2 separate regions of the Mus musculus genome follow, and region 2 is linked to region 1. Evidence: chromatin loops called from intact Hi-C (ENCODE). Cell type or tissue: heart. All regions are shown on one strand. Links, peaks and the distances in the headings refer to the core of each region. The heading gives the core; the rest is flanking DNA.

Region 1 (15,784 bases), core at 2,514-10,513:
CCCCATCACACATACAGACACACAAACAATATACCACTACTACTACAGGAGTAGTAGTAGTGATAGTAATAATAATAATAAATGCTATGCAAAGATATCATGAAAGCAAAGGAAAGAAGTACTGCCACCCAGAAGTCACACCAGGCCTTAGCTGCACGATAAAAGCAACCGAAGGAAGGACGGGTTTGCTTGGATTTATAGTTCCAAGGTGATCCTTCTTGTGAGGGAAGTCTCAGGGACAGGAGCATGAGGCCGTGTGTCCATATTCTGGAAGCAGAGATCAATGGATGCCAGTGTTCCGTCCATTTCTTATTTCATCTGGGAGCCCCGCCCACGGAATGATGCAGCCATATTGTGGGTCTCCCCCTTCAGTTAACACAATCTAACAATCTAGAAGCCTCTTCACAGACGCTGAGAGGCTTTGCCTTTTTGGTGATTCTACATTCTGTAGAGATGGCAGTCCAGACCAACATCATCACGTCCGTATACATTTCTACCACGACCCAGGTTAATACACTACACCAGAGTAGTCACGTTTCCGTAAGGAGCCCTTTGTGGTAGAAGGCTGGCTCTGGGCAGCAGCAGCTTCCTTAGATTGTCCAGGGAGTGAACCTGTGGTGACGATTTAAGAGCTTTTCTTTGGGAAGAGATTTTAGAGGAACCGGTGACAGAAAGAATGGTAGAGAAAGAAACACGGAGCATCGAGCATTGGTACTGATTGCTTGCTGGTTCAAATTTCGCGCTGGACACTGGGTTTGGTCCCTTGACAAACTCTAGAAAACAGCCCACAAAGAACCTGGGAGTTACCTTCTCCAACAGTAAGTTAAGGGCGGTGACTCTTAGTCACCGGCTCCTTTTGCCCACTGGTTGAAAGTGGTTTTGGCGTGGGAGACCAGAGAAACTTCCCACCATTCTTTGTCTTCTTTTGCTCATATGCTAGTTTGGCAGACAGAAGAGCCCTTAGGTAGAGTTGCGTTGCCTGCTGGACGGGAGTTTAGCTTCTCCTTGAGTGATCCACCCGTGCCCCTGGGTTTCAGGAATGCTTCTGCGACGACAGCATACAGATCCTAACAAGCCCGCTTGTTCTTTCTAAGTACTGGTTTAAAATGATTTCTCTCCCGCTCCCATAATTTTGTAGAAGTCCATCCAGAACGGGTAGTGAGAAGGAATTAAGGGGGCGGGGGGGGGGGGGGCTAGAACAATTACAATTGAGTTTAAACAGGCTTGGCACAACAGTTGGTGTGTGGAAATAGAAAATATGCTCAACTCTTACATTGTGGGTCCTGGATCTTAAACCTGAACGGACTACTTTGTTCAACCGAAATTCTAGAGAACAAGAGATTTCTTAGATAAATGAATTTATAGAGGCATTGAAGATGGTGGCCAGAAAAGGGGAAATGGGGTGGGCAGGGAGATCCTGTAACCAATCCCAGCAGCAAGGCATGGGTAGCAGTTGGGAAACTTCTGTGGATCTCAAAGAGAAAGTGTTTTGTAAAGCAAATGTGGGACAGGTACATTGTTAACCCCTAGAAGTGCTTGCTCCAAGCCCAAAGATTTATTTATTATCATATGTAAGTACACTGTAGCTGTCTTCAGACACACCAGAAGAGGGCGTCAGATCTCATTGCGGATGATTGTGAACCACCACGTGGTTGCTGGGATTTGAACTCAGGACCTTCAGAAGAGCAGTCAGTGCTCTTAACCGCTGAGCCATCCTCTCCAGCCCTGAGATAGGATTTTAATTAAGGCTTTACACACATTAAAGAACAGCAATTCTTAGTTGTGGGTTTCTCCCAGCCCGTAGCTTGCTACTGACTACCCACTCCCCATATTCCTGTGTATTTACAATTAGGACATCTCAGAAAAATATGTTCCCGTGCAGATCCAACCAATCAAAACAATTTGGAAAAGTGGGCTGGGGAGATGTCTCAGTTGGTAAAGTGCTTGACATGCAAGTGTGGAGCCTGAGTTCTAATCCCAGCACCACATTAAAAAGCTAGGTGAAGCAGTGTACACTTGCAATCCCAGTACTAGGGAGGCACAGTGAGGCAGGAGGGGGTCGACAGTCATCCTAGCCAAATCATTGAGGTTCACACTCATTCTCCAAAATTAAAGCAGAAGCAATAAAGGAAGACAGCCAATGCCAATTTCTGACCTCCATATACAACCTTCCTCCCTCACTCCTGCATGCACACCCTCAGGGGGGGAAATTTTTTCAAGAAGTTCTGAAGATCAGAGCTTAAGTCCACTGTATCCCGGACACCACACTGAATCCACAAGAAGAGTGAAGTAATGTTCAGATACAATCAGTTGTAGCTTCCTGTTTCACCAACCTTCAGGCCTTCTGAACAGGACTCTTTTCTTATCTCTACTCCTGGAGCCATACAACAGGGAGACTACTGTTTATATGCCGTTTACATTGTGTTAGAGTTTATAACCATTTAGGGACAATTTAAAGCGTACAGGTGCATGCCTGGGTTTTTCGCCAATGTATAGCATTTTATCCTGATGCTTGGGCATTGGTGGGGTTTGGTATCTGAGGCCCTCTTGGAAAAATTCCTGTGCAGACAGGGAAGGTGGAGAGAGCTGTGGTACAGTATCCGTGGATGTGAGACCTATAAAAGTGCTCACCGAGGAGAGCCACACACTGTTCCTTGTTTTAAAGTAGGTCATCAGCTGACCCCTGCGCCAGCCTGCAGGATTGCGTGACAGTTGGAAATGAAGGTGTTCTAAGTGATTAGCCCAACATGAGGAAAGTGTAATAGCGGCTGCTCTCCTACACTTCTCCAGATCCAGCCAGACCTTTCTCCAGTCTGCTTAATGTCACAAGAGCTAGAATTTTTGTAGTAAAGTAACAGATTTAGTCCTCCTCCTCTGGCAGCTGGGAGCAAATGTGTCACCTGAGGATATTGTGGGAGGGGGAGACGAGAGTGAAGGGTTTCTGTTCTAACCTCCTCCTTGCACAGAGCCACCAAAAGCTAAATTCTTACTTAGTGCACGCTCTAATCAGGAGGCTCCCTGCAGAGTGTTCATCAGCTGTTTCTCTTTTAGCTCCCCCTAGAATCCATTCACATCTTTATTAACTTTGTAGATTGTCTTAGTCAGGGTTTCTATTCCTGCAGAAAACATCATGACCAAGAAGCAAGTTGGGGAGGAAAGGGTTTATTTGGCTTACACTTCCACATTGCTGTTCATCACTAAAGGAAGTCAGGACTGGAACTCAAGCAAGTCAGGAAGCAGGAGCTGATGCAGAGGCCATGGAGGGATGTTTCTTACTGGCTTGCTTCCCCTGGCTTGCTCAGTTTGCTTTCTTATAGAACCCAAGACTACCAGCCCAGGGATGGCACCACCCACAATGGGCTGGGTCCTCCCCCTTCATCACTAGTTTAGAAAATGTCTTACAGCTGGGTCTCATGGAGGCATTTCTTCAAATGAAGCTCATTTCTCTGTGATAACTCCAGCTTGTGTCAAGCTGACACACAAAACCAGCCAGCACATGCATTCACCTGAGTGTTGAAAGAGCTTCCTAGCAGCACCCTGGGGAAGCGAGGGCAGACTGTAAGAGAATCCGGGGACAGCTGCTGAGCCCAAGGGAAAGGACTGGGTTGCAAAGGAGGGTGTGGTGGTGTCAAATGGACACTTATTTACAAGATAGGGTTTTTTTTTTCCTCCTAAAGAAAAATAACATTCAAGCTGGGTGTAGTGCGCACACCTGTGATCCCAGAACTAGGGAAATGGAAGTAAAAGGATCAAGATTCAGAGTCTTTGAGGCCAGCCTGGGCTACATGAGACCCTGTTTTAAAAGAAATGTAAAAGGAAAATGAAAGAAGAAAAATAGTATTTCAGATTAGAGGGGAATGTTTCAGGGAAAGGTTTTAAACATTTGGAATGGACTGAGGGAGGTCATAGCTTGATAGAGTGCTTACCTACCAAGTACAGGACCCTGGGCTCAGTTTACATACACATGTGCACACATACACACACACACACACACACACATGCACATGCAAGCACACACAGATGCATATGCATGCACACACACATGCTCATGCACAGTCACATAATAAGCACAGGCACACTTATATGCATACACCCACATGCATATTCACACTTGCACACACACATACTCGATTATGTACAAGCACACACACATGCTCACACACACACACACACACACACACACACAGTCCTGGGTGCCTTGGTGTGTAACTGGCTGTTCGCCTTGGGCTTGCAGCAAGGGTGATCACACATCTTCTGCTCAGAGCCCTCCATGGCCTCATTGCTTCTCAGCTTGACAGTTGTGTGTGGTGCCTCAACCGTCCAGGCACACACGCAATTACCCTCTAAGCTCGTATAACTCAAGTCGCAGCTAATGGCTGAGGGAACAACTGGAACCTTCCAAATAGGCTGAACAGCAGGCAGTTTTCTCCTAATAGTCTGTCTTTGCCTCTGAGAAAATGGGCTGAAAGGGCTCCCTCTGGCTCTGCTTCATGAAAAGGCAGTAGAAAATTATAACCTTTTTCAATTTTCAATACTGGTTTCTAAGTCCCAAAGGGGATTACTCAGGGGATGTGAAGGGCTTTCTTTGTCGTGTGAGCAAAGGTTTGAAGGGCTTTCTTTGTCGTGTGAGCAAAGGTTTCGGGTGTATGACTTTCAGATTGTGGCTTCAAATCACCCACTTGATTAAAGGGAAACAATTGCCTTATCTACAAAGATTGCAACATGAGAACCGCAAAGTTCCAATGCAAGATGATCAAAGTCAGGTAAATCCACACACCCTGCTACATCCAGTCCAGCGGCTCCTGCTTTGATCTCCACCTGGCTTTGGTTATGACAACTTCTTTCTTCACTAATAGTAACGGGGAGATCACAGAACAGAGTTGCTTATTACAAACCAAGGGAAATAGGAAAATGTAGCAGGCCACACGGTGATTTGGAAGCAGACATAGTTTGCTTATGCAAATGTTACTTTTTTATAACCGGATTTACAGGGCCTCAAGCATTTAATGGGGCTGTCTTGGAGGAGGTCACTATTCAGATGCAACCTTCAAGTGAAATTTGATACAAACTTCCCAATGTTAGTGTAGAACCCATTGATTAAGGGCAGTACACGTCCCAGGACTGCCATCACTTCAGATGCCAACAGCAGGTGCAGGGAGCCTCAGACCCCGCCCCACACTTCTAACCAATCAGGTGCAGGGAGACTCAGACCGCCACTTCTGACCAATCAGCAACAAGTTCAGAGGCTGCCACGACTTCCTTGTGTTCCGTAATTTCTTAGAATCACAAATCAGGATTGCACTATATTTATAATTAGGTTTTTAAAAATAAGGAACACAGTTGAATACAAGCCAAATGAAGAGACCTCATAAGGTGCGGTCTGGGAGGGTACAAAATGTAGAACTTCTGCGCTCTTTCCTCATGGAGTGAGGGTGTGTCAACCTCCTGACACACCACTGTGTTCTCAAACCGTGAAATGCAGCTAAGATTTGGAGTCCAGATCCATTATTGGACTTTTCTTAGGTAGACATGCCTGAGCTATGATTGCGCTCAAACTCTATCCCATTCTGTTCCACAAGGGTCGGGAGGTCAGGATACTATCACATGAGCAAGAAGAAATTCACATAATTTATCCTAACCTAATACCCAAGAGATTCTCCATGACGTACGTATTGCACACGTTTCTTTGTATGATCTTAAACCAGGTCCGGGTCTGACTGTATAAAACAAAATTCAGTGAATCCGTGGCTTTCATTGTCTAAACGGAAATAACGTAGGACTGAGATTCTGGTTCAAGGATCAATCACCGGAGACTCACAATCCTCCTATCATTTCCCGCCATCCTATGCATGACTTCCATCCATCCTCAAATACCACTATGCTCCAAGAGGGCTGAGATACACACACACACAAACACACACACACACACACACACACTAAAATCCTCCCAGGAAGAAAAAATATAAGACAGATATTTCCTCCCATAAGCTTGCTTAATTCCTTTTAAAGAAATTTTCAACAAAGTCTAATGAAACACCTGGCCTTCTGTCTCGTAGCCATCTGTACTTTGTAGATAATTGTAAGAAGGAATAAGAAGTGAACTTTTACATTCATCACTAAAAAAATGCTGGAGCTCTCTGACTGAGGAAAGAAAGCAAGGAGATGCAGCTAAGAAGATCTTTCTTTTATTTTTATTGTAAATTTTTTTCAGACATAAAGTGTATTATGAAGATGTAAATTTAATGCCCGAGAGTATGTCACATGGAACTATAGCTTAATAAAAAGGAGTGTGTTGGGCTGGTGAGATGGCTCAGTGGGTAAGAGCACCCGGCTGCTCTTCCAAAGGTCTGAAGTTCAAATCCCAGCAACCACATGGTGGCTCAAAACCATCCGTAACGAGATCTGACTCCCTCTTCTGGAGTGTCTGAAGACAGCTACAGTGTACTTACATATAATAAATAAATTTAAAAAAAAAAAAAAAAAGGAGTGTGTTCAAAGCCAGCTGTGGTCGTGTTTGCCTATATAGTCCCAGCACCCAGGAGGCTGAGGTAGGAAGGCTGATGAGAGTTTGAGGCTACACAGGAAAAACCTCAGACCCAGCAAAAGAAACACTTTTCATAATTTGGAAAACACGAACTTGAAACATATTGCTATGAAAACATATTGCCTGTTCCAACCATAAAGATGAAGAAAATGGTAATGGTTGTGGATGCTTTTAATCCTAACACTTGGGAGGCAGAAGCAGGTGGATCTTGGAGTTTAAGCACAGCCTGGTCTACAAAGTGAGTTCTGAAACAGTCAGGGCTACACAGAGAAACCCTGCCTCGGGGAAAAAAAAAAAGTGAATTGGTCTGGAGAGATGGTTCAGCGATTAAGAGCACTGGCTGCTCTTCCAGAGGTTCTGAGTTCAATTTCCAGCAACCACATGGTGACTCACAATCATCTGTAATGGGATCTGGTGCCCTCTTCTGGTATGCAGTTATACATGCAGGGAGACTATGGTATACATGATAAACAAACAAATCTTTAAAAAGTAAGTGTGAATGAAGTTTTGTTTTGAAGCATCTTAGATATGTTTCAAAAATAATTATTGCAAGTGATTTTTCTTTGTGTGCCTGTGTGTTCATGTATGTGCTCGTAACTGCTGAACAAACCTGGGGCTTGGCACAAACTAGGGAAATGCTCTACCACTGAATTCCACCCTGTGTCCAAGGCCCAGCTGTTCACTTTCGTATTGTCATCATTTTGAATGGGACGACAATTGCTCTTACTCTCACATTTTATATATTGCTCCAAAGAGAATTCCAGTTCCCTCCATGTGCAGACTGAGTCAGACGCACCTAGGCAGGGTCAGCAGGGTGTGGAAGCTGGTTAGACGAGGGCATGACAAAGTAGTAAAACTGAAAATAAGAAAAAAAAAAGTGACAAAAACCACCACCACGACAGATTAGTAACAAGTTAAAAATCCTGTCAACACTGGGGATTTCCAAGGAGCACAGCTGAAGTGCCAGTGGCCATCTCAAAGATGCTTCCTGTTTTAGTCTCACCCACTAACCTCTTGGTGAGCATGTCTTCTAACAGTGCCACCTCGTCCAGAGGTGTGCCCTTCACCGTTCACTCGGACCTTTATCACATTGTCTCTTACACAAGTATCTGGAGCCGCAGTGAGAACTAGCTACTGTCATTTACGAAGCAGAGCTGGAGAGCTGGGACAAGGTTTATTTAATAAAGTTACTTACTACCTGGCCCTTGACTGGACATGTATGCAAAACAATTAATTACTCAAAGCTGATGTGTATGCAGGCATCATTTATTAAGAACATAGTATGTATCAAGTACTATGTTTCTCTTTTCTGTCTAAGAAACTTGCAGATAAGTAAAAATTAATTAAAATGCTTGAGGATTCGTGTTACTGTAAGGATAAAAAGAGGGTCTCACTGTGGGGGGGGGGGGAGGCGACAAGGAGTGGGTGAGCCTTCCTGATTAAAAAGTCTAAGTAATAGCGGATGGTGGTTAGGATTCCACAGGCAACATGTCAAAAGAAGCAGAAATGATAAAGTCCAATCAGAAATGAAGGAACTTCAAACATTTCAGAGATGAGTGAAGATGAGCAGAGGGTTGTTCATTTATTTTGAGATTTGTGTATATCTTATTTTATGTATATGAGTGTTTTATCTGCATATACCTCTGTGCACCACATAAATACAGAGGCCCAGTAGAGGGTCTTGGATCCTTGAGAACTGGAGTTACTGCTTGTTGTTAGCCACCACTGAAAGGATGGGCAATGGCCCAGGACACCCCAAGACCGAGTTCTCAGCCAACACCAAGATTTACTTACCCCAGAGGGATGGAGGGCAGGAGATAAGAGACAACAACAGGAGAGGGAGGGTGAGGGAGAAGAGTACAGGGGAGAAGGGGAAGGGAACGAGGGGGGGAGGGAGAATGTTTGTCCTAAAGCAGGGACAAAAGACTGTCTCTGCATAGAGTGGGGACAGATGTGACCTATAGGAAAATGGTGTTTTGTAAGGGTAAGAGAGAGAAGCCCCGTGTTATGATGAGTTGGTTTGTTTTGATTGGGCAGGTGAGCCAAAAGGGACTTTTGGTTGCTGGACATCATCATTTCAATAGTTGGACTTTGGTCGTCAGCCTCAAGAGGGGAAGTGGTCAAATAAGGCGACAGACCTCGATGGCTGGTGTCAGGAATGCAATCTACTGGTTTTAGCAAGGCAGAAGAAATGGGAGACAGGGGCAAAGCCTGCCAGAGCCCTGCTCACCTTGCCAGGGCTGGCCAAAGTCAACCAGTAGGGTGCTGGGGACAGAACCTGGGTCCTCTGGAAGAGCATCCAGTGCTCTGAAACACTGATCCATCTCTCTAGTCTGATTTAAAGATAACTTTGTCAGATTGATTACATGGGTACCGGACAGAAAACTATCATTAATTTATTAGCATAAAATGAGCCACGGAGCCAAGGCCAGGAAAGGAAGACACCAATGTGTCTTGGAGGTAGAGCACAGGAGGTAATTGCTTTTTGTTTCCGTTTTTTTCTGTTTTGGTTTTTTTAGACAGGCTTTCATTGCTGTAGCCCAGGTTAGCCCGAGGTTATCATTATGTAGCCCAGGCTGGTCTGGAACGCTTGCTCTGCCTCCTGAATGCTGGGATTCCACAACTCCTGGTTCAGAGAAGTTTAAACAAGTAAGACTGGCATAGAGGAAGGGGATGGTCAGAGTCCATGAGTGGGCAGACAGGGATACAAGCCAGTGAGGTGCTGCAGCAGGGAGGTGATTGTCTTGATGGTTCATTTTCACGCTGAGACGTTCCGCAACTCTGTCCAGACTTTCCTGCTGCTGCCTGCAAGCTTCATCTCCTTTACAGATGAAGATGAAATTGTCTTCTTGATTAAGTTTTCCGAATCCATTTGCAGACAGCATCTGAAATGTTGGTGGAGGTTTAAAGCCTTTTAATCCAGGATTAGAGGGGGAGACTTAAAATATAAAATGCAAATGCCGACTGGGATTTAACATTACCGTTTATTCCCACCCAGTGCAATCAGATAATTACTCAGGAGGTGTCATCACATCCTTTCTGGTTTTAATTCATAGAGATCAGGGTAGGGGAGTCTAATATCCTCTGTTTATGAACCAGCTTGTGTATTCTCAAATGAAGCTAAGAAAAATCTCTAGATTTAGAAAACCACATGCTTCGTTTCTTTTTAGTTTATCTTCACTTTATAGATATGTAAAATAATTAGGTGAAATTGTTGTTATGGATGTATCCCTCTAAGGACAGGTCCTTGTCCTGGCTGCCCCGCTCCCTCGTTTTTTCCCCATTTGCTATGAATATTTAACTTTAAGATTTATTATTATTATTATTATTATTATTATTATTATTATTATTATTATTTTTGCCTGAACCCGCTATGCCAACAGAAATTCCTCTCTAGGTCCAGAGTTGTAGCAATTTATTCTCACTGTACCGAAATACGTGACCAAAACCACTTGAGGAAGAAGGATGGATTTGAGCTCTCTGTTTCAGGGGACTTCGGATCCTCATTTTCGAGGAGCCCTGCAGAAGTGGCCCTAAGGCAACGGTTCCCACCCGTGGGTGATGTTTGAGCAGGTTCTGGGACCTTTGGGGTCTAGCTGGCACAAGCAAACCAGTGCAAGTGAGCAGGTGATGACACCTGTCTCCTTCAGGCCCAGCTGGAGTCTCTGTGGTTTGCCTAGGCTGGATCCAATTTGTATCTTTATATCTCAGCCACAGGAACAGCTGACCTTATCTTCCTGCACCAAGCCACCTGGTCTATGGCTACATTTCGAATATGCTTTGAAGATTCTGGAAGCTTCAGAATGCCCTGGAAAAAAAGAGTTCAGGGAACTATCCTAATATATGCCCTTGCTCTTTTTCCCTACATTTCCAGCAACTTTACTGAGAGTTTGCCTTATCTCACCAGTTTATACTAGCAATTGTGTTTAACACTCGGTATTTAGTTCAATTACTTCCTTGCTTTGCAGACACAAGCTGTTTTGTATACATTTTGCAGAGCATGAGATAAAACTGATAGGAATAGCTATAAAATCTGGGATATTCCCCACGCAGGGGATGAATACTGGGAGGGATGGAAGGGAAACGCAGGCGCGCTCTTCAAAGAGGCAACAGAGAACTACATTTCCCAGAGTGCGGCGCGCAGCACGCTCGTGCCTCACCACCCCGCCCCGCCCCGCCCCGCCCCCGCGGCTCTCAAGAGCGCTCGGCCGAGCCGGGCACGAGCGAGCGGTCGGGCCGGTGAGCGCGTCCCCGGGGTGTCCAAGCGGGGCTGGCGCGGCGCCGGCGCGGAGCGGGTGTGGCGGCTCGGCCTGCGCGGCGGCCGCGGACAGAGGTAACCGCTGCGTTATCCCGCGCGCGGGTCTCAGCCTGGAGCGGTCACCCGCGCTCGCGTCGGTGAGGAGCTGCCGGGCGGCGCCGGCGCCTTCCCTCGGGGAACCGAAGGGATCCGGGCGGGCCTCGCGGGCCGCGCTGTCCTGAGCGGCGGCGCAGGTGCTCGGGGTCCGGGTTGGGCGACTTCAGGGGTGTCCCCCTCCCGGGGTTCGCGGGGCTCCTGCAAAATCCGTACCCGGCCGGGTGGCGCTGCTCCAGGCTGAGCTCGTGGCTTGCTCCAGGGAGGGTCCCCGATTTGTGGACACAGTTTGGGGTTCCCAACCGTCTCCCGGGCTTGCACGGCCCTGATGTTACGGTTTGGGGAGCTTGTTACCTTCCTTTTCCTGCAGGCAGTATTTATTATCATGCATTTCGTGGAAATCCTCGCAGTTTTGAATATTCTTGCCAACCTGCTTTAATTGCCTACCTTTATATTTTGCTTCTTACCTTAAGGTATTAGCGTAGGCAGATACTTTGGGCAATAGGTCTTACTTAGAACCTGGGTTGCCACAGTAATTAACCTGCCAGGTACACGTGGGTTTTTTTTCTTTTTTTCTTTTTTCTATTTAATGCTGTTCTCTCTCTCTCCCCGCCCCCCCCCCCCTCGTTAATTGTTTTCAGTCTTGTTTCCCCATCTTCCGTGAGCCCTGGCCGTGCTAAGGGGCGGGTGGGGTACGTTTAGTTGAGCAGAGACCCTCTGCTAGTGCTACCAGAGCTTGTGAACTGCGTGCAGGTAGCTTTATCATTAGCCTTTGCTTCTCTGCCTGCTTTCTCCTGGCACCTATTTTTTGGTTTGTCAGTCAAACCAACTGACCTACTTAAAACTTTAGTCATGTTGCCTTGAAAATACCAAATAGTTGGAACACAAGTATAAAAAGAAGTCACAAGATGCTGTATTCAGCTGTATGCGCTTGGATTTATATTCATTCTTATATTTTTCTACCCCTCCTCTCCTATTCTACCCCTCCCCCTCCACTCTACCTCCCACCCCCCAACCTTGAGCATGCCGGGAGAACACACTACTTACCACTGAGTACATCTCCAGTCTGAATTTTTACGTTTAAAACTATTCTTTTAGCATTTGATAACTGTTAGTGCTATTAATTTGTAACGTTACACATTCCTTAATAAATTCCAAATCCTAATTTGAAGTCACAGCGAAAGCTAACCAGAGTGTATAATTTCCCCATTCCTACAGAAACCCAACCTCCCTGTTGTAAAGTCCCTCGTGGTATCAGAACCTACACTGATGTTTCATGATCTCTCAAAATTCTGTCCTTTATGTTAGGGTTCAAATAGAGTGCTTGCCTAACCTGGGTTTCATGTCCAGCACTGCACAAACTGGATGTGTCGGTGTGTACCTGTGATCCCAGTACTTGAGAGACAGGAGAGCCAGAAGCTGAGAGTCATCATCAGCTACACTGAGTTTGAGACCTGCCTGGGCCTGTCTTGTCTCAAAACAGCAGCAGCAAAATCTAAACAAAAGGCTAAAAATGGGTATTTAAGCTTTTCCCCTCCTTCCCTTCTTCCTTCCTTTCTCTTCTTTCAGATTTTCGAGATGGCATTTCTGTATAGCCTTGACTGACCTAGAACTAGCTAGCTCTATAGACTGGCTGGCCATGAACTCAAGAGAGATCTCCCTGCATCTATCACCAGAGTCAGCATTGGCATATGCTACCACCACCCAGCTTAAGCCATTTCTTATGTCTGAATTTTCAACAAATAATTTATTTTTGTATATAAAGAGTTAAAAACATGAGCAGGAACAAATGTTTCCTAAAAAAACAAAAAGCCATGATTTTTAGTGGTAGGCTTTTTAGTATAATTATATCTTTCTCTGGAAGAAAGTTTTATATTAAGTAATGAAATAAGAGGAAATCGGATATTCAAATCTTCTAATTAAAAAACGTTTTTGCAGTGCTGGAGATTGAATACACTAATTGCTGTTTACTGCGTCCTGGGCCAGCATCTCATGTGTGGTCGGTCAGCCTGTTTGCTCTGCTCTGAGGAGGTATAATAGTGGACTGAGCTCAGGTCTGCAATTAGTTCTTGGGTTAAAATCCCTGCTCTCCACTCATTGGCTGTTTAATCATGGCAAGTTGTTATCTGAACCTGTTTCCTTAGCTGGGGAAGAGGGATAAAAATACCGCCTGCCTCTGTCTTCCCGGAATTGTGAGGATTAAGTCGTTATTGTATGTGGGGGCCATTTTACACTGCATATTCTTCCAGCCCCAGTGCAGTTTCCTCCCTGGTGGCCAGTGCTGTGTAGACATTGTTGCCTTCGCTTTGTTGCTGAGGGGCCGGTGGTGCAGGAGTTTTAATACTTGACTGTGCCTCTGCCTGACTCTTTGCTTATGATTTATTTAATTGGTCCCTGCAAACTAGACCTAGAAATTAGGAAGGACTGGTGACACCTTGGAAACTCCCCCACCCCACCTCCGACCCCCCACTCTGAACTCTGGTCTTCCAGGAGTCTAAGAATTAGTTCTGTGTCTGTCTCTGTTTGCTGGAGAGTAGGCCCGATTCAACAGATTCTCACTCAAAGTGGGTTGGAAGTCCTCTTCTTCTCAAAAGGTTTTTTTTTCCCTCTGTTACTTTGTTGTATTTTTGAGACAACATTCTGCTGTGTAGCCTGGGATGATTCTAAACTTCACATCCTCCTGCTTCAGCTTCCCAAGTTCCTGGGATTACAGTATTCACAATCACATCTCATAAAGTGACTGCATTTGGCTTGGCAAGAGTGTTTCGTGTTGATTGTGGGGCTTTGGGTAGACAAGCCATGTGCTGTCAGGCTATACCACACTGCGCACACACACACACCACACACACACACACACATACACACTGTACACACACACACACACACACACACACGCACACACAGGGAAAGAGGGAGATTGATTACAGGAACCACCGGCTTCAACTGTCTACAAGCTTTCTTTATTAGAAAACTTGCAGATTTTTTTTAAAAATGGGAGTGAGGTGGTAGAGGAGAGAAAATGAGATGTTTGAAGCAGATGGAGTCCCTTCCAGAGTGGGAGGTGTGTTGGTGATGGAGTGCCGCCTTCTGGAGGCAGGGCCTGGCCGACCATCACTCTCAGTAGACTCTTCCTACCTTGCCTGCCAGTTTAGATGAGCATTAGAGTAGATGATCCAGTACTGTATTACAGCCTTATTAATAGTATTATCTTAAATGCTAAAAGATAACTTGATTTATTTTAAAATTTGGATGTTCTTGTTCTCAGAATATCAAACGCTAAGAAAATTATTTTACTTTTCACAGAAGATATTTATGTGGCATGCTTATAATTATGCCATATTCATTTAAATTTAATTACACAATATTTAAATAAAAGAGTAAAGCTTTATTAAATCCTAATTGATGACTTCTTTGACACTTAGAATTGTTGGTTTGGAAAGCACATACCATGTATGATTTACAGAAAAATGTAACTGTCTTGCCTAGATCCAGTACTAGATTGTAATTTATGGTTTTAGTTTGTTACAGTTTACATTTATCTTGAGAATCTTAGCATTAGTATCTTTCTGAGTTTGAATTCATTCTTACAGTAGAGTTTAGAAGCAGGGGTAGACAGAGTGCTGGGCTTTGCACGCTCCCACAGGGTAGCATCTTTCTCCTTGAGCTTCCCCCCTTTTGATATTGGGCAGATTTATTGGAAATCTGAATGCTTTACAACGCAGAAGGCTCATGATCTTGTAATACTCGGGAACTTGTGAAGCAAGGAGCAGAACTGTGTCTCTGCAGACGGGCTTCTCATAAATACGATGTGAGCAAACGTCCATGAGAGGACAGTGGCGGTGCTCGTAGGGAGCTTCTTGTATATGAGATCGCCCCACTGCTTCATTTTAATAAAGAATTCTTTACTTCTTTACTTGAGAGTTTGCATTAGATTAGCTGTGTGTAAAAAACAAGTGGTGGTCATCTTTGAAAATAAAAATCCTGATAGGATTACTACAATTTAAAATGAGTGATTTTTATGGGTGCCTTTCTACTTTGGAGCTCTAAGAAGTTGGAAAGTATTTGTTGTATGGAGAGATCATTATTGATACTATTTCGGTGCTCATTAAGACACACATAGGCACAGCCACGGAGTTAGAACCAGTGCCATATTTGGATAGTCATGAGACTTGGGCTATGTAGTCAGGCTTACTAATGTTGACTCCTGCCTTACACCTCTGTGGTATTGGATAGGCTTTCTTACCCTCTCTGAGCCTCTTTATCCACTACAGTTAAAAGTAGTTTTTCTTTAGGTGTCAGATGATACTGTCATTTAGGTGTCATTCATGTATGTATGTATATGTGTGTGTGTGTGTGTGTGTGTGTGTGTGTGTATGTAAAGTGTTTCAGTCAAGATAGCACTGTATGCGCATCTCTGTGTATCTGTCTGTGTAAGAAGAGGTTGACAGGGTGATGTAAGTAGTCCTTGTCTGTGGAGGGTTCTCTGTATTTGCACCCAAAATGCCCATAAGCATGCCTTATTTCTCTGCTGTAAAAAAATTATTAATTGGAGAATTGTGTTTCTTCCCAAAAACCTCTGGTCCAGTACTTAATTACAGTAAAAACATTCATTTCTTGGCCGCCTCATGTAAACTAAATCCAAAGCCAAATACTTTATATCGTATCACTTCATTTAAATTTCAGAACCGCCTGACAGGAAAGCATCAGGTTGAGTGATTGTGTGACTCGCCCAAGCCTCCACAGCTAATAGACTCCCAGACTGTGTGTCTCACAAGACTCTGCTAGTCTTGTGCCTTGTGTTAGACACGGCCAACATATTTCTCCAAAAGATAGAGGGCAACAGCTTTCTGTAATGCTGTGGTAGGTAAGCTGGACAGTGGTGGTGCACG
Region 2 (15,784 bases), core at 3,687-11,686, 130 kb before region 1:
GCATTTACCCAGCATGCACTCGTATACACATGTGGATGTGTGTGGGCACGTGTGTGTACATGTGTGCAGGCATGAGCCTGATGTTTGACCTGCGGTGTCTTTATCAACAGCGCTCCAGTTTAAGGAGGGAGGGGCAATCTGCCAGTTTAAGGCAGCCTAGCTAGCCAGCTTACCCCCTGGGACACCCTGTCTCTGCTACTTTCTTGAGTCCTAAGCCAGCATGCCTGCCCGGCTCTCCTGTGGGCTCTGGGTGTCCAAACTCCTGTCTCTAAGCCTGTATGAGAGCTTTATCCAACAGGCCATCTTCCCAGCCTTCAACTAACTTCTTAATCTAGTCCACAAGGCACTCACGCCCATGTATTTTACTGCTGATAAAACTGAGTGACTTCTTATATTGTTTTGTACTAAACTCACAAGCATTGGCTTTTTTGGTTTTTTTTTTTTTTTTAAAGTCACCAGGAAAATTGACAATAATTTTTTTTTTCAAAATCACAGGAGTGGGAGGTGAGGCAAAGGAGACTTGATGTTAACATTACTGGGCTTTACTCGACTTGTGAATTCCATTTTAGTGTGTGTGTGTGTGTGCACGCGCGCGTGTTGGAGACCAACCTATAGGAGTCAATGTCTCCCTCTACCATGTACGTCCCAGGGATCCAATGCAGGCAGTCAGCCTTGTCTCAGGCCTTACTTACCCACTGGGCAATCTCACCCCAACACAAACAAAGTATTTTTAGTCTTACAAGGCTTAGATGTCTAGATAAATTCTTACTTTCAGCCATTAGTTCCTTTAGTAAATAACCACTGAAAAGATACATTTTAATCCTTTTTATAATTTATTCAGTTAATGACTTCAACCTTCAAGATAAAGTTGTGAAGCCATACCTTTAATTCCTACACTTACTAGTTGTATGCAGATTGCTAACAGTCTTTCCCAATTTGAGTTCAGTGAAAATGTGATCACTTCGCATATATAAACTCTGTACCTCGTCTGGCTTTACGGTTATACTCTGAACACCTCTCTTCCCTTTGAGACTCGGCCCCTTCACCCAGCACCTACCTGGGTCTTCCGTTTTCAATCTCATACAGGCCATTCTGGCTCTTTCTCTCAACATGCCCGTCCTTTTCATTAAACTTGGGAGAGAAGTTGCTTTCACTGCAATGGGAATGACAAGGCACATAGAGCAATGGTGAAATGTCACCCGCAGCTTAGAAATATAACTCACTGCCACTCGTAATAAATGCAGAAACAGTAAAAATATTTAGGACTGAGTTCTGATTTACAAATCATCTTATTTAGTCAAAAAAAAATCTTTCAGCCAAAGCAGAAAAGGATGTAGTGTTATGAGCTGTGGTATGCTTCTTGTAAGGAGGTTGGAAGCCCTCCGACATGAGCAGAAATGTCTGCAATACAGAACTGTCTGTGGACACACTATGCCAACTGCTGGCTCTCACAAGATTCCACTGCAAGATCTCTCTGAACACCGTGACACCTCTACTGTTCCAAAGTGACCCTGGCTACTTTAATTTAATGCATATTGATTGGTTAATACTGTCAAGTATTCATATTCTCAAAATTCACAAGGAGTGAATTTATCCTACCAACTATAAAAGAAATATGATATTTAAAAAGACATAATCCTCTGGAAATGCTGGAGATCCTGGACTGAACCGCAATATTTACTGAGCTGCACCTGCACACTTCAGAAATGAGCACTGACTACACTTATGTCATGCCTCAACAGAAACACTTTGTAAATAAACAGTGTTAAGAAACTTGCAAATAGGCCAGGCATGGCACACACCTTTAGTCTCTGTTTGGGAGGCAAAGACAAGGGGATCTCTGAGTTTGAAGCCAGCCTGGTCTACAGAGTGAGTTCCAGGACACCCAGGGGTACACAAAGAAACCCTGCCTTGAAAAACAAACAAAAACAAAGCAAGCAAACAAACAAAACCAAACCACCTTTGCAAATAGACTCAGAACCCACACAATGCAATGAACTTCTATACAGTTAGCAAAAGCATTCAGAACAGAAGCTGTGAATTTTTATATTACATTTACACTTGCTGTTTCAAATACATTTTAGGTACTTATCTACCACCCAAGCCCAAAACTCCATGAGAATTAGAAGAAACAAACGAAGACTAGCTGTAAGTGCTCTTTTGTAACTCTGTCTGCCACTTGCACCCGGTCCTTCCCCATCCCTCCCCGTCCCTCACTCTCAGCCTTTCCTCTTCTCTTCACTCCATAGCGCCCCCTACATGGACATCCGGTAGAAGACAGACTGAGCGTGAGGGAGGCCTGAGGCTCCTCCTACAAGTTATACAGCGCAGGCGTCACCAGGCAAACAGTGTTGCTCCCTTTGCCTTTTTCATTGACAATCATGTAAATATTTTGGGTACAGAGTGATGATCTGATACACATAAAACTGATTTTAATGTGATGACCACATTAGAGTCATTAGCATCTTCATACACATTTGCCATTTCTTCACATAGAGAATTTCTGAAATTCTCTTCTCTAGCTCCTTATAGAATGTCTAACAAAGTATTGTGAACAGCAACACCCACTATGCCATAAGACAGCAGAACTTACTCTCCCTTCGGCCTGGACGTGGGGAACTGCTGGCTATCCAGTGGTCCACTTCTGCTTCCTAGCCAGTAGTTGGCACTCTCCTAACATCTACCTCAATCTACTGGCTTGCTTGACTTTCGTTGTTAGACGTGCTGGGGTTGGTGTGTTAACCCCAATGGTGGTCACTCTCAAGAGTCTCATCTACTCACTAAAGAGCCTCTTACTGGCTTAAACTGACCAAACACACCGGGTTGCTGGCCAAGCTCTAGGATTCCACAGCCCTGCCTCTCCCGCGTTGGGGTTACATGCCAGCCTCCTGGCTTCTTCCATTGGTGCTAGAGCCCAGCTGCTTTCACAGTAAGCACTTTACCTGAGCAACACCCCCAGCCCGCGCCCAGCCTAAAATGTCAGACCAATGGACGGTCTGCTTCCCAGATATGAAAATAAAAACAATGTTCATAAGGACGGTATGTAGTGACTAGCTCATGGTTAATACATTAGAAAAGAAAACATCACCATTGCATGGTCTCAGTATTGTAGAACCTACAAACCTGGTCTTGAGGAGACTGAGGGCAGTTTGGAGGTCCCCAGAGCCTAAAAATAGAACAGGGCTTGGGGGGAATGTGGGGACAGCCCACTCAAGGGGCACTGAGGAATACTTACATAGGGTTAAGGGTCCTGGTACTATTGCACACTACAGTGACTTCAGAGTAGCAATGGACTATTGCAAAAGGCTAGAAGAAATTATATGGGATGTATTCAACTTAAAGTAAGGATGTGTGAGGAGAAGGCTATGTTTGTGTAAGCTGATTCAAATGTGCACGTGCATCAAAGCATCAATACGTGCAGTCTTATAAACTTAGGCTGAGAACTGACCGTAGGGGAAGACCACTTGGACGCTTAGCAATGCCTGGCAACAAAATAAGTAAACTAAAATAGTTAAAATAAAGAGAGTGAATAAACAACTTTTAAAGATAACTTTTAGATTGAGTTTATTTTATGCTTATGAGTGCTTTGCCTGCATTTATTAAGTGCTCCATGTGGGCGTCTGGTGTCCATGGAGATCAAAAGAAGGAGTTAGAGCCCCTGAGGCTGGAGTTATGAATGACTGAGCACCGACATGTGAGTGCCGGGAACCAAACCTGGTCCTCCCCGAGAGTGACAAGTCCTCTGAACTACTGAGCTCTCTCTCCAGCTCCTGAGTGCTATTCTAGAAGGAAATCATTCTACTACGGTGTTATATTTATCGCTACAAGAAACATAAAAGCAGGCAAAGTGGGAATGACATTTCTGAAAAGGCATGAATGAGGTTTTGGTTCTGTGGGAGGGTTAATTCTCAAGATCTGCTGTCGGGCTCAGTGACCACAGTTAGTTAGTTCTGAAGACAACACCTGAAGCTTGCTCAAGCCAGAGCTCGAACGTTCCTACCGCAGGAGACGTCTACGGGCTAGAGATGGCTATGTTAACTGTTTTACTGTGGTAATCATTTCACGATGTATGCATGAATCACATCACTGAGCTGCACATACATAATAATTTTTGTGATTACAGCTCGGCAAAGCTGGAAAGAGAATATAATCATAAAATAGGAAGCAGCCAAGCTCTCGCAGGGACAGAATCAAAGCACTGCCCTCCTCTCTCTTGCCCATCTTTCCATGCTCACAAGCTCATCCTTGGATTATGGTCATCTGGAAAAGAGTCTGACAAATGTTTCCACAACCTCGAATACCAGGCCTAGCTCTGCCAGAAACAAGAGGTGCACAACTGTTAACCCAAAAAGAACATGCAAAAAAAACCAGATACCACCAGTTGTTATTACTCCAAAACAAACAGCGGCGATTCCAAATAGATTTGCCCATTAGGGGAAGTCCTCACAAAACTTGGCGAAGAATAAGCAAGCATGGACTGGTCAGTTTGGACAAGTTCAAGCAAAAGCAGAAACTCACTTGCAACAACACCCAGCATGGATTGACGTGATTTTTTTCAAATATCAAATGATAACTTAAAAACCCTGGCTTTCCGTAAGTCTGCTCACCTGATCTGAGGGTCCGCCCACTGGGGTCCAGCCAGGACAGAGACCGCGGTGTACTCCACTGGGTTGTAGTCCTGCCACTCAACGAGCCAGCCCACCTTCTCATTCGGAACCTGACTTCGCTCGACTTTTGAACCTGGGTAAGGAGAAGTCCGGGCCTTGTTGTGGGAATTCTCTTTGGCACCATTAGAACCAGACATGATGTTGGCGTTAAGGTGGAACCCACAGGTTGGAAATGTGTTTCTAAGGAAAGGAAAAAAAAAAAAGATAAACATCTTATAGACATTCCAAAAGCATATGAATTAAAGAACCTAGTTCAAAGATCCAGAAACATTTGTCAATTTCAAAACCCTGTAAAAATCAGAAAATAACACGGCAATGACGATTGCATGTGTGTACTGCTCTTCCAGAGGACCCAAGTGTGATTCCCAACACCTAAGCCACACAGCTCACAACCACCTATAACTCCAGCTCCAGGGTATCCAAGGCCTCTGACCTCTAAGGCAAGCTGTTTGCTGTCATCTCATTGAGAGACTCTCAAAACCCTGCTGCTTCATTTGCATGCGCCCTGCATCCACAAGGCAGGCCCAAGGCCCTAAGAGGCTGGGAGCAAGTGTGAGGTAGGACAGATGACTTGTTAAGTAAAGTGAAAGTTACAATCCCTGGACAAGCCACCAGATCAAAGCCAGCCTGGCCTGCTCAGGAAGGCTGCCTCACAAACAAATGAAAGTGGTAGGTTTTCACTATTTTCCCATCTGAGGACAAGCTTGCTTCAGCTGCTCTAGATCTGGAAATCCAAGTTACAAATTCTTTGAAAAAGGAAAGTCTTCCTCACTCAAACCTAAGTGTGTATAACACATGTATTTGTCAAAATTAGCTGGAGAGATGACACTTCTGCTTGGACAGCTACTTAGCCAATTACTAGGGACTAGAGCTCAGAGCCCAGTACCGATGTAAGAAGCCAGGAGTCCCACACACACCTCTGACCCCAAGGATCCAGCCTAGCCAAAAAGACACAAGCCCCAGGTTCAAGGAGAGAATCTTCCTCAAAGGAGTAGGCAGACGGTGAGTAATAAGTCACCAGCATCGTCTTCTGGGCACCGCATAGGTGCGCACACACACACACACACACACACACACACACACAACACCCATAAATATTTTTAAAAAATAAATAGCAAAATATAATCAGACTATGCATCTTCCCCACAGAGGAATGCTAATCCACTCACGTCTGCTGTCCATTATGGGACCACGCTGGCTACTGGAACAAGAATACTTACTATGTACATAATCAGAGCCTAAATCTTTTTTATTGAATTACAGGACTGTGCCATCAACAGAAAGGAACTAGGAAATTATTAAAATGCATCTTACAAAGCAAAGACCAGTTCCTAAGACTGGCAAGAAGGAAAGGAAGGAAAGGAAAGGGAGAGGAGGGGGGGGAGGGGAGGGGAGGGGAGGGGAGGGGAGGGGAGGGAAGGGAAGGGAAGGGAAGGGAAGAAAGAGAGAAAAGAAAGCCGGGCATGGTGGCGCACGTCTTTAATCCCAGCACTCGGGAGGTAGAGGCAGGCAGATTTCTGAGTTCGAGGCCAGCCTGGTCTACAGAGTGAGTTCCAGGACAGCCAGGGCTACACAGAGAAACCCTGTCTTGAAAAACAAACAAACAAACAAAAAAAAAAAAAAAGAAGAAAGAAAGAAAGAAAGAAAGAGAGAGAGAGAGAAGAAAAGAAGGGAGAGGAAAGGAAAGGAATCCAATAGCTGCATGCTGCTATGAACTGAAGAAAATCTTCAATACCATAATTTATAAGAGGTAAGTGTACGCCTGCAAGTCACTCTCCTAAGTGCTGGCAATACTGCCCACTCAACTGACCCACACAAATCCTTGCTTTGGAAATAATTCTAATATTTCCTGTTGCACCTCAGCTTAATTTTTGGGTCACACATGTTACATGTGAGCACATGAACAAACTTATGTCACTGACAAAACCTGTTGAGAAACGGAAACCTGACTTTCCAGGTTTTACTAATAAAGATCTTTGAAACTACGTAAATCACAAATTCTAACTACAAAATTCTAACTCCTGTGCCCTGGATTTCCCTCCATTGTTAGTCACAAAATTGTTTTTAATATGTTTTTATTCACTTATTTTTAGAAAATTCTATACATATAGGTGTATCACACTGGAGATAGGAGTGAATACATACACATAAACGTATTTTGATCATATCCGCCTCCCAACTCCTCCCAGCTTTCCACCCCATCAGTCATGTTCTCCTACATTTTTATATTTTATTTTTGATTACATGTGTGTGTTCATGCATGGGTCCTGCACAGGGGCGCAGAGCTGACAATGGAGCAGGAGTTTACACCTGACCTGGCAACCAAGAATGAACAGGGATCATCTTCCAGTCCATTCGAGCTCTTAACTGCTGAGCTATCTCTCCAGCCCCCTCTTCTGGCTCCTTCTGTTTCCTTTTAGATAGCCTTTTAAGATAGTCTAATTAGTGCTACCTACATAAACATGGGCATGGAAGGTGATCAGTGGATGAGGGGCCAAGCTCCTAAAGAAAACTGTAGTCACAAAACTCTTGAAGTTACACGTCTTTTGTTTCTCGACAGATGTTTTACAATCATCTGTCTAGACCAGCAGGCACTCAACAAACACTTGTTGACTTAGCTTTGGGTTTTTCTTTGGAATAAGCAGTTTCAGTTCTGGATATACTTCTTTAAGTGTTCCTTTCCCTGTCGTGCTAGAAATCACCAATGAGCTTTTCGTTGTTCTGGTAACAACCAACAAAAATGCCATTAGTGACTTCCAGAGAGCAGGAAGTTCTCCCCTCAGCAAGCCCCACTGAAGAAGGTGTATAAAGGGTGTTAACCCACACCAGCAGAAAGAGGACACTCTGATTGAGGGGTTTTAAGCACTGTCAGGAAAGCAGAAAGGGGATGGCACCGTGGGGCCTACAAACCACAGCAGAAGTAATTCTATTTTCAATGAGGTGAAGGAATATGTCACTCCTGTTTGGGAAGCCCACAGAAATTCCAAACTCGGTCTCACACGGAGCCCAAATTGCCAGGGAACTAACCTCTTTCCTCTTCGGAACCGAAAGCTTGGTGAGTTTGCCTCCTAGATAAAAGTCAAGCTTGAGGCGTGGGTGGTATGTGTTTTAAGGAAGACACTGGTGTCAGAGAACTTAACAGAACCAAACTTACAAACTTTCCAAGTCACTAGGAAATAAAGTTGCGGCCACCTCGCCCAGGAGAGAAGGGAAAGAACGAGGTTCCCAGTACTGAGGCACTTGTGCGCACACTTCATCTCCAGTCTACCCAAAAGCCAATAATCAGCGCCTTCCAGCGCACAGAAAACACTGTCTGCTACTCAGATTAACAGTATATATTAACAGTATATTCCATTATATGGACTCGGTATCACCTCTAGCACGGAGCAACACACCATAAATGCTCTTCAAACTCTGGTGATCTATGAATTAGCGTTGGCGCCTTATCTGGATGGGCAAATTAAAAAGTCAGAGATCGAGAAGGGTCCTTGCTATTGGCTTCCCAAAATCCAGTACTTCAGCACAGCCTACATAACCTCTGGAAAAGGAAGGAGGGGATCGCAGGTCCACCCGAGGTCTCGGAACCGCAGCCCGTCCTAGAATCGGGGTACCTGGGTGCGGGGACGGCGCGGCAGGCTGAGGACCGGACAGTCACTGACGCGAGGGCCACCGAGAGCGACACGGTGGCTACCGCCTGCCCCAGGGAGCGGCCGGCCATCGGCGCCTGGCGCCTGGCGCGCGGCCCGCGAGGGTTCGGAGGTGGCCGGCCTCGCCCGGAGCCCCGCCTTGAGCCCCGAACCTGCAGCCAGCGGGCACTAGGACCCGGCCGCGCTCCCCCAGCGCCGCTGGCCGGCGGCGCCAGCAGCCCCACGACGTACCCGACGCGCGACCGCGCTTTACGGCCACGCCGCAAACTAACCTGTGTGCCAGGCCTCTCCGTCTGCGCAGGCGAACTGGAGTGCCGCGGCGCGGCAGGACGCGGAGACCCAGAACCCTGAGGCTGAGCGGAAGGAGGGTCAGGGGCGACCACGTGCTTCCAGGAGAGGAGGGCCGTACGGAGGAGTCACGTGAGCCATGCGAGGTTTGAGAAGACGTAGGATGAGTCAGTGACGAGTCTTGAAACACCTTGGTTTGGTTTCCAGAAGCCAAGTAACTTGCTTTTCGAAACTTGCCCGCATACCGGATTCAGAGACCGCCTGTGAACAACAAAATGTGGGCGTCCCGCCGGTCACGTGATCAGGCCAGTCACGTGACCCCTAACCCTTAAGGAGGGAATCCCCCAACCCTGGAACGCAGCCTGGGCTCCCCAGAGCCCCCTTCACGGTGCTGTCCGTGGTGTTGGTGACTCTGATAAACCTCTTGTCCAAAAGGAAAGCCGGCCTCGGTTTCCCACTTTCGAACCCCAAAGCCAAAACTTACAGACAAGCTGTGAAAGTGGCACGCGGTCTGGATAATAACGAACGAAGGACTAAAGTTAGCCAGATTGAAAGTGGTAAAGCCAGGCGTGCATCGCGGCTTGCACTCCAGGTTTCATTCGTTTAATTGTTGATGAGACATATTCTAAGCCTATCATCAACTTTGGGCCTTGCAAAACACACCGTATGGCGTTGGCTCTTAAAGCCAGGCCAATCAAATACTAACAGTATCCTGAAATCCACAGCACTCTTGGGATGGGACAGCAAGAAAAAAGGACTGCACAGTAACACTTCAGGGCGTTGCCTTCGTGACTATACTACACCCCTTAAAATGCCCGCTTAGAAAAACTAAAAGTATGGGAAATTTCCTCCCCACCCCTGCCCAAACCTGGTGACAGATAGGCAGATCCCTGGAGCAAAGTAAAGATTATATTTTCTTTCTCTGCACTTTGGGGCATAAGCCTACCACCCCACAGTTTCCTGGAGATGTGGTAGACATGTCGTTGAGGTGTGAGCGAGCACTCAGGAAGATAAATCACCTTGGGCTCCAGCCCCTTCCAGAGATGGTTGTTTTCAGCTTGCTCCACTGCTCCTGTCATAAGAAACACGTTTGTTTCTACACACACACACACACACACGAACACCTTAGATCCTTCAGCACCATTCCCCGGCCTTCAAGATCCCTATTCTTTTTTTTTTATTTTGGTTTTTTTTTTTAATGAAACTAGAACCCAGTTCATAATGTAGGCTTTCCTACGGCAGCAGTAGCCAATAAAAATCTTTCCTTGTGACTTTAACTAGTATCCTCAAACAGGCTAGTGGTTTTGGTTTGGTTTTGTTTTGTTTTGTTTTAAGATTTACTTACTTATGTGGATGGACAGGGGTTTTGCCTGAGTATCTGTGCACCCCAAGTCTTTAGTGCCCGTATAGTCCAGAAGAGAACTTTAGATTCCTCAAGACTGGAGTTACAGGCGACTGTGCACTACCATATAGGTGCTAGGATTTGAACCCAGGTCCTCTGGAAGAGAAGCAAGCCAGTGCTCTTAACTGCTGAGCTGTCTCTGTAGCCCAGGCATTGTCTTTGGCAGCTCTTTCAGATAGCATTTTTCTTAAAGTATTGTTGATATAAAAAAGCATAGTTCACACCTTAAAGGATCTTAGTTTCTTCTGGAGCAAAATATGAATTCCTCTGGTCCCAGGAACACAGATTTTGGTTACCCCAGATATCATGTTATAAAGTTTCAATAGCAATAGCAATAGAACAAAATCCTAAATTAAGACATTTTAAATACATGAGTGGAAACATCAGGTAAGCCCAAGTTGCAGCAAATTAGTGAAATCTCTGATAAAGACCTCAGATGTTATCTGATCTTCTTTGGGATAGAGTCTGTTTATGCATTAAAATGGGATTTATATAATAGTCACAAGGAAGGCAGTAAATAGCTATTTAGATATTTTGACTCTAGACCTGCAACATTCCAACTCTTCACAGTCATTGATTTCTAATCAGTTAATCAACCCTATAGAATATTAATGTAGTTGTGACATTTTTCTAGGAATATCAGTTCAATGTGCATTTGAAAGCAGACCCTAGTAGTTTATGAATGTAAATTCCAGCTCTCTGGAAGCTGGGGCAGAAGGATCAGAAGTTCAAAGCCAGCCTGGCTACATACAAAACTTTGTCTCAAAAATTTTTGTATTTAAAAAATAAATACCAAACTGGGCATGGTGGTGCACACCCTTAATTCCAGCACTCCAGAGGCGGAGATAGATATATCTCTCCAAGTCTGAGGCCAGCCTGATCTACATGGAGAGTTCCAGAAAAACCAGCGCTACATAGAGAGACCCTGTATCACAAAGCGCTGCTCTCTACTAAAGGGAAATAAATGAATGATAAGCAAGTAGTAACATCAGACTAGGGGGAGTGCTCAGTGACTGAGCATGGAGCTTCCTCATCATGCACAAAGCCCTGGAGATGCCTGGTGGACATCTTAAGAGATCAGAAACTCAAGATCATCCTTGACCACAAAGCAGGATTCAGAGGCTATGCTGCCTCAAGAAAGGAGAAGGAAGGGCTGGAGGAGAAGGGCAGGGGGGTGGGGGGGTGGGAGGCCCTATGAAGGAATAGATAATCTCCTGTGGAGGAAAGTTACTGGTTGAGGAAGAAGTCACTTTCCATTGTAAAAGAAGTGTCTGAGGCTTTCCTGAGGCAGTAATGGTTGGCATAGATGGAAGGATATGAAGCTACTAGCCACTGGACAAACTGGGACAAGAACAGTCCATCTAAGAGGGCTGTAAGTCACCTGCTCTGGGGTAGGAATGCTTGCCTTCTAAAGAGGAGGGTGGACACAGTGAACCATTGTAATCAGAAGTTAAAAGAGGGAAGCCAGGGTGGACACCAGCAGCTGCTTCCCAGCTGTGGTTCCTGTGGAGAATGCCTACAGTAGAAAGTAATCTCTCCTACACTCCCTGCGGCTAAGGGGCCACATGGCCCTCTGCGGTCAGTGAGATTAAGGTGTAAGCTATTTGTGTGGATCTTGTGATCTTGTGAGGACCTGCTGTTTCCCTGGTGAGAGAGAGGGTCTGACTTGCTTCACAAGTACTTTCTATGTCCATGCTTATCCCTGCTGGGAAGGGGTCAGCTCACCTAAAAATGGAGCAGCTATCTGACTACCCTGTCAGAAGCTGTGCCAAGTAGGGTATAAGAAGGAAATTGAGAGTTTAATGGGTCCTGGAATATTTGCCTCAGGCCTGGACAACCTGCCAAGAGAAAAGAAAACAAATTTCTACTTGGCTAAATCATGGATTACATACACACACACACACACACACACACACACACACAAAGAGGCAGGGGGGAAGAGAGAGAAATTCTGACATGAGAGTGAAACATTTAGTGAAGTTTTTCTAGATCCTCATGCTCTAAAAGCCATTAAGACCCCACACGACAGATTTAGTCTTCACAACATAGAGAAGTGGCTGGGAATGGTAGTGTTGCTTTTAATCCCGGCAGAAGCAGAGGCAGGCAGATCTGTGTTTAAAGCCAGTTAGGGCTAAATAGTGAGATGCAGTCAAGAAAAAAGTTTAAAATGGATAAACAGAATTTATCATGGTAGGACTGAGAACCTGGTATTCAGCTTTCCATGAGCTCAATGAGATACATGAACACATGGGAAGGGTTAGTCTGGCACAGGGTTTCCCATGGCTGGTTGGCCCTGTTGCTCTTGGGCTTGTGCCCAGGCAGCACGCTGTGTGCAGAGTACAATCAAGTTTCACTTCATGGCTAGGATTTGAGAGAAGAAGGGGCTGGGGACAAGGCTCTACTACCCCTTGAAGGGCAATGGCCAAACCATCCTTCCAACAGGTCTGCCTCCCTGAGGTTCCGCCATCTCAGTAGCAGTGCAGTCTGGGGACCAGGCTTGAACATGGGCCTCCTGGGGACAGTGACTGTTTTCTTGGTGTATCACTTACTCCCACTTCCCCTCTGACATCATGTACCAGGTCAGACGCTTCCCTCTCTGCCCCATGACGAAGAAGACTTTCCTCTTACCTACTGTGTTCTTTAGCTTCGCACCCACAGGTTCTGGGTTTTGGTGAGTTCATGGGCAATGAAAGAATTTTTTTAAACTTTCACTTAACAAAGCTTGGCTTTCAAGATTAATTTTGTGCTAGAGACTTGAAAATCCCACTTGACAGTCAAGCCTTTGTTCTAACTCATATCTTTCTTTCCTCTGAAACACTGCAACTATTATTTCAATGGACAGAGTGCATCTGGCAATAAGATACAAAAATATTTTAAAAACACATCTAGAATATTTCAAAAAATTACTCCCGTGGTATTTTTCATTTTGATTATGTAATTTGAGCAAACTGTTTAACCTCCCCATGTCTGCTTCTTCACCTGTAAAACGAGGAGCTGTGATGGTCAGCACAGTGGAGCAGTGAGAACCAAGCATAACAGGTCATAAAGTGCCTAAGGAATAAATACCGTAGGAACTGGGCTTTTCAGGAATGTACAGTATCATCTCTACAGACAGCCATGCAGCTTAAGTGCTACCTCACTCTCTAGGACTTCTGCTGTGGTTTTCCCTGGGGACAGGGGGGAGCCAGAAAGAAGGATACAGACTCAGCACCAAATTGTACGTTAGGTAACTTGTTCAGGTTCATACAAAATACCTAATAGTTTGAAAGGGCTAGGGTGTCCATTTTCTTTTATAACCATAACAAATTGATAATTTGAATCAGAAATTTATTAGCTCACAGTTCTAAAAGTCAGAAATCAGTTTTCACCATTCCGAATTCAAGATGGCAGCAGAAACTCACTCTCAGGAGGCTCTACAGGAAAATCTATACTTACCTTCTCTACTCTCTAGGTCCTTTACTACCATTCCATTGCTTGTGGTCACATGACTCCAGTCCCTGCTGTTGTGTTCAACTGCCTTCCACTTTTTCCATCCTGGCAATCCAGGATAAAAAGCCCATCTCAGCATCCTTAATCACACCCATGAAAGCTATGACTTCTAGGACAGTCAGGGCTATACAGAGAAACCCTGTCTTGAAAAACAAAACAAAAACAAAAATTATTGAGCCGGGCGTGGTGGCGCACACCTTTAATCCCAGACTCGGGAGGCAGAGGCAGGCGGATTTCTGTAGGCCAGCCTGGTCTACAAAGTGAGTTCCAGAACAGCCAGGGCTACACAGAGAAACCCTGTCTCAAAAAGCCAAAAAAAAAAAAGCTATGACTTCCATATCAGTAAATATTTACAGGGTCCAGGGATTTGTGCCTAGTACATTTGGGGATAGTGTTTCAGCTTACTATGCCATGATTCAAATTTAGATTGAATAACTAGAAGTTTCGATTCCTAACCAAATATGTGTGTGTTCACTATTAAACACTTGATTTCTGTAAGTACTGTAGCAGACAGTGTGGATGTAAACTGAGTGAAATCAATCACACTAGTTGATCAGGCTACCCTACAAACCAGTGGGCTAGTGAGGGGAGAGATAGTGGTTTAAGAAGAAAATAATAGTCACACAAATAAATATCAAGTCTCAAGCATGACATATGTTCTGACTAAAGAGTCGTGTTGCTCTGAGGAGGGATGATGAGAGAGCTGTCATGGCTGGGGAGGTTCGCTCTAAGAAGCAACACTTACTTGAGACCTTAAGGAAGGGTAAAGATCACTGGACATAAAGTAGAGAAAATGAAAAGCCTTGAACAGTTTGTGCTGCAGAAGACGCAGCACATTAAGTGCTCAGAAAACCAAGTTCTCTCTTTCCCTCTGTTCCTTAAAGAATGTGCTAGGACATTGCTGGCGAGAGGGCTGGGGCTAAGAGAAATGGTTCCTTTTCTGGAGGAGCTGGGTTCAGTTTCCCAGCACCGCATAGTCGTAGACAGCTGTCTGTAACTCCAGTCTGGAGGGATCCTAAGCCACCTTCTGATCTCATAGGGCACCAAGCAGGCACCTGGTATACAAATATACATACAGGCAGAACATCCATACATAAGAATAAATAATAAAAGTGCTACTAATGAAAAAGAATCTACTAGAGCAGTTGCAGGGTTAGTCAGTGCATTGCCAATACAGGGTGGCTATACAATATCCCCTCCCCTAGAGTCTTCCTAACCAGTACAGTGTGCCTGGAGAGTACCCGCCCCATAAGTTTTTCTAACTTGCACTGCAGCACCCCACACAACATTGTCCCAAACATTCATAGTTGAGTAAATTTTAATAAGTATGTACTGTTTGTTGCCCAAGCAGAGCCGAAACCAAAAAGCAAATCCTGAGCGTCCCATGCCAAGAAACAAGTATTTTCCCAGTTACATAGCATTCTAAGATGGAACACATCAAGGATATTCAAAGAGCCCAAGAAACACTCTGTAACTAAACAAATGAACAGCCTTGGTTCTCTCTCAGAGTCGTTGTGAGGCAAGACAGACTCATTCAAGGACAGTGTTTATGGTGTGTTGCTATGTGTTGCAAGAAAGAGATTTCAGGAAATGCACTTTTGTAGTTGAAAATAAGTACTTTTCAAGGTTTTTATCAACATTTCTTACATGAAAGAAATAAATTTATTTAAGCAGCTAGTTGGAAATAAATATGCATGAATTTTGTTTTTAATAATTTTGTTCCCTGTAGTGTGTGTTCCATAAGGAAACTCCCATCGATACATTAAGATCAACTAAAAACTACATCGTAATGCCAGGCATGGAGCCTGTACCTGTAATTCCAGCAGCCAGGAGTCTGAAGCAGGAGGAGGATGATATTGAGGGCAGCTGGGTCTGAACAGCAAGACCTATTTCAAAAAAGACTGGCATCACTTCAGCTATTTTGAGTATATACGGTTAAATGGAGCCATAAGCCATGTGTAGTATATGACCTATGTGAATACCCAAGAATTATCTTAGAGGACTCCTATTTTCTAATCTCCACATGTAAGTCATTAGCAGACTCTTATTGCTCAGATTCATTTTCACTCTGTCTACCTCAGTCACCCTAGTCAAACCTATCATCAGCTTTTTCTTGCTCTCCTGTGATTATTTTTACTTGTCTTCCATGTATATAAGGGCATCAGGTACATGCAGTGCCCATGGAAGCCAGAAGAGGACAGCAGATCCCCTGGAACTAGAGTTGTAAGGCATCATAAAGGATCTGGGAAACAGCTGAGCCATCTTTCCAGGCCCCTCTCCCCCCCCCCCAC

The links. Peaks named below come from ENCODE experiments on the same cell type or tissue, not always from the same donor. Only the 100,000 strongest peaks of a DNase experiment are listed, where the experiment ranks them.
Region 2: a loop joins it to region 1, with 2.6 times the contacts of the local background. A loop is called at or near these places in 5 of 42 quality-filtered maps.

What each region holds. Positions count from the first base shown.
Region 1 is chr5:103,906,209-103,921,992 of GRCm38, reverse strand. It overlaps Klhl8 (kelch-like 8), which reads left to right and starts at 10,734. Exons shown (of 10, transcript NM_178741.4): 1 at 10,734-10,877. In heart, for the core only: a CTCF peak has its summit at 6,982 (motif pointing left); no DNase peak of the experiment used is centred there; H3K4me3 peaks cover 144 bases; H3K27me3 peaks cover 513 bases.
Region 2 is chr5:104,039,641-104,055,424 of GRCm38, reverse strand. Nudt9 (nudix (nucleoside diphosphate linked moiety X)-type motif 9) reads right to left here and starts at 8,561. Exons shown (of 8, transcript NM_028794.4): 1 at 8,279-8,561; 2 at 4,608-4,847; 3 at 1,058-1,153. The coding sequence starts at 8,385. It overlaps Mir5619 (microRNA 5619), which reads right to left and starts at 7,422; the gene lies at 7,362-7,422. It overlaps Gm52783 (a long non-coding RNA gene), which reads left to right. Exons shown (of 3, transcript XR_003955769.1): 2 at 2,085-2,148; 3 at 4,124-4,610. In heart, for the core only: no CTCF peak of the experiment used is centred there; a DNase peak (open chromatin) is centred at 8,554; H3K4me3 peaks cover 2,624 bases; H3K27ac peaks cover 2,310 bases.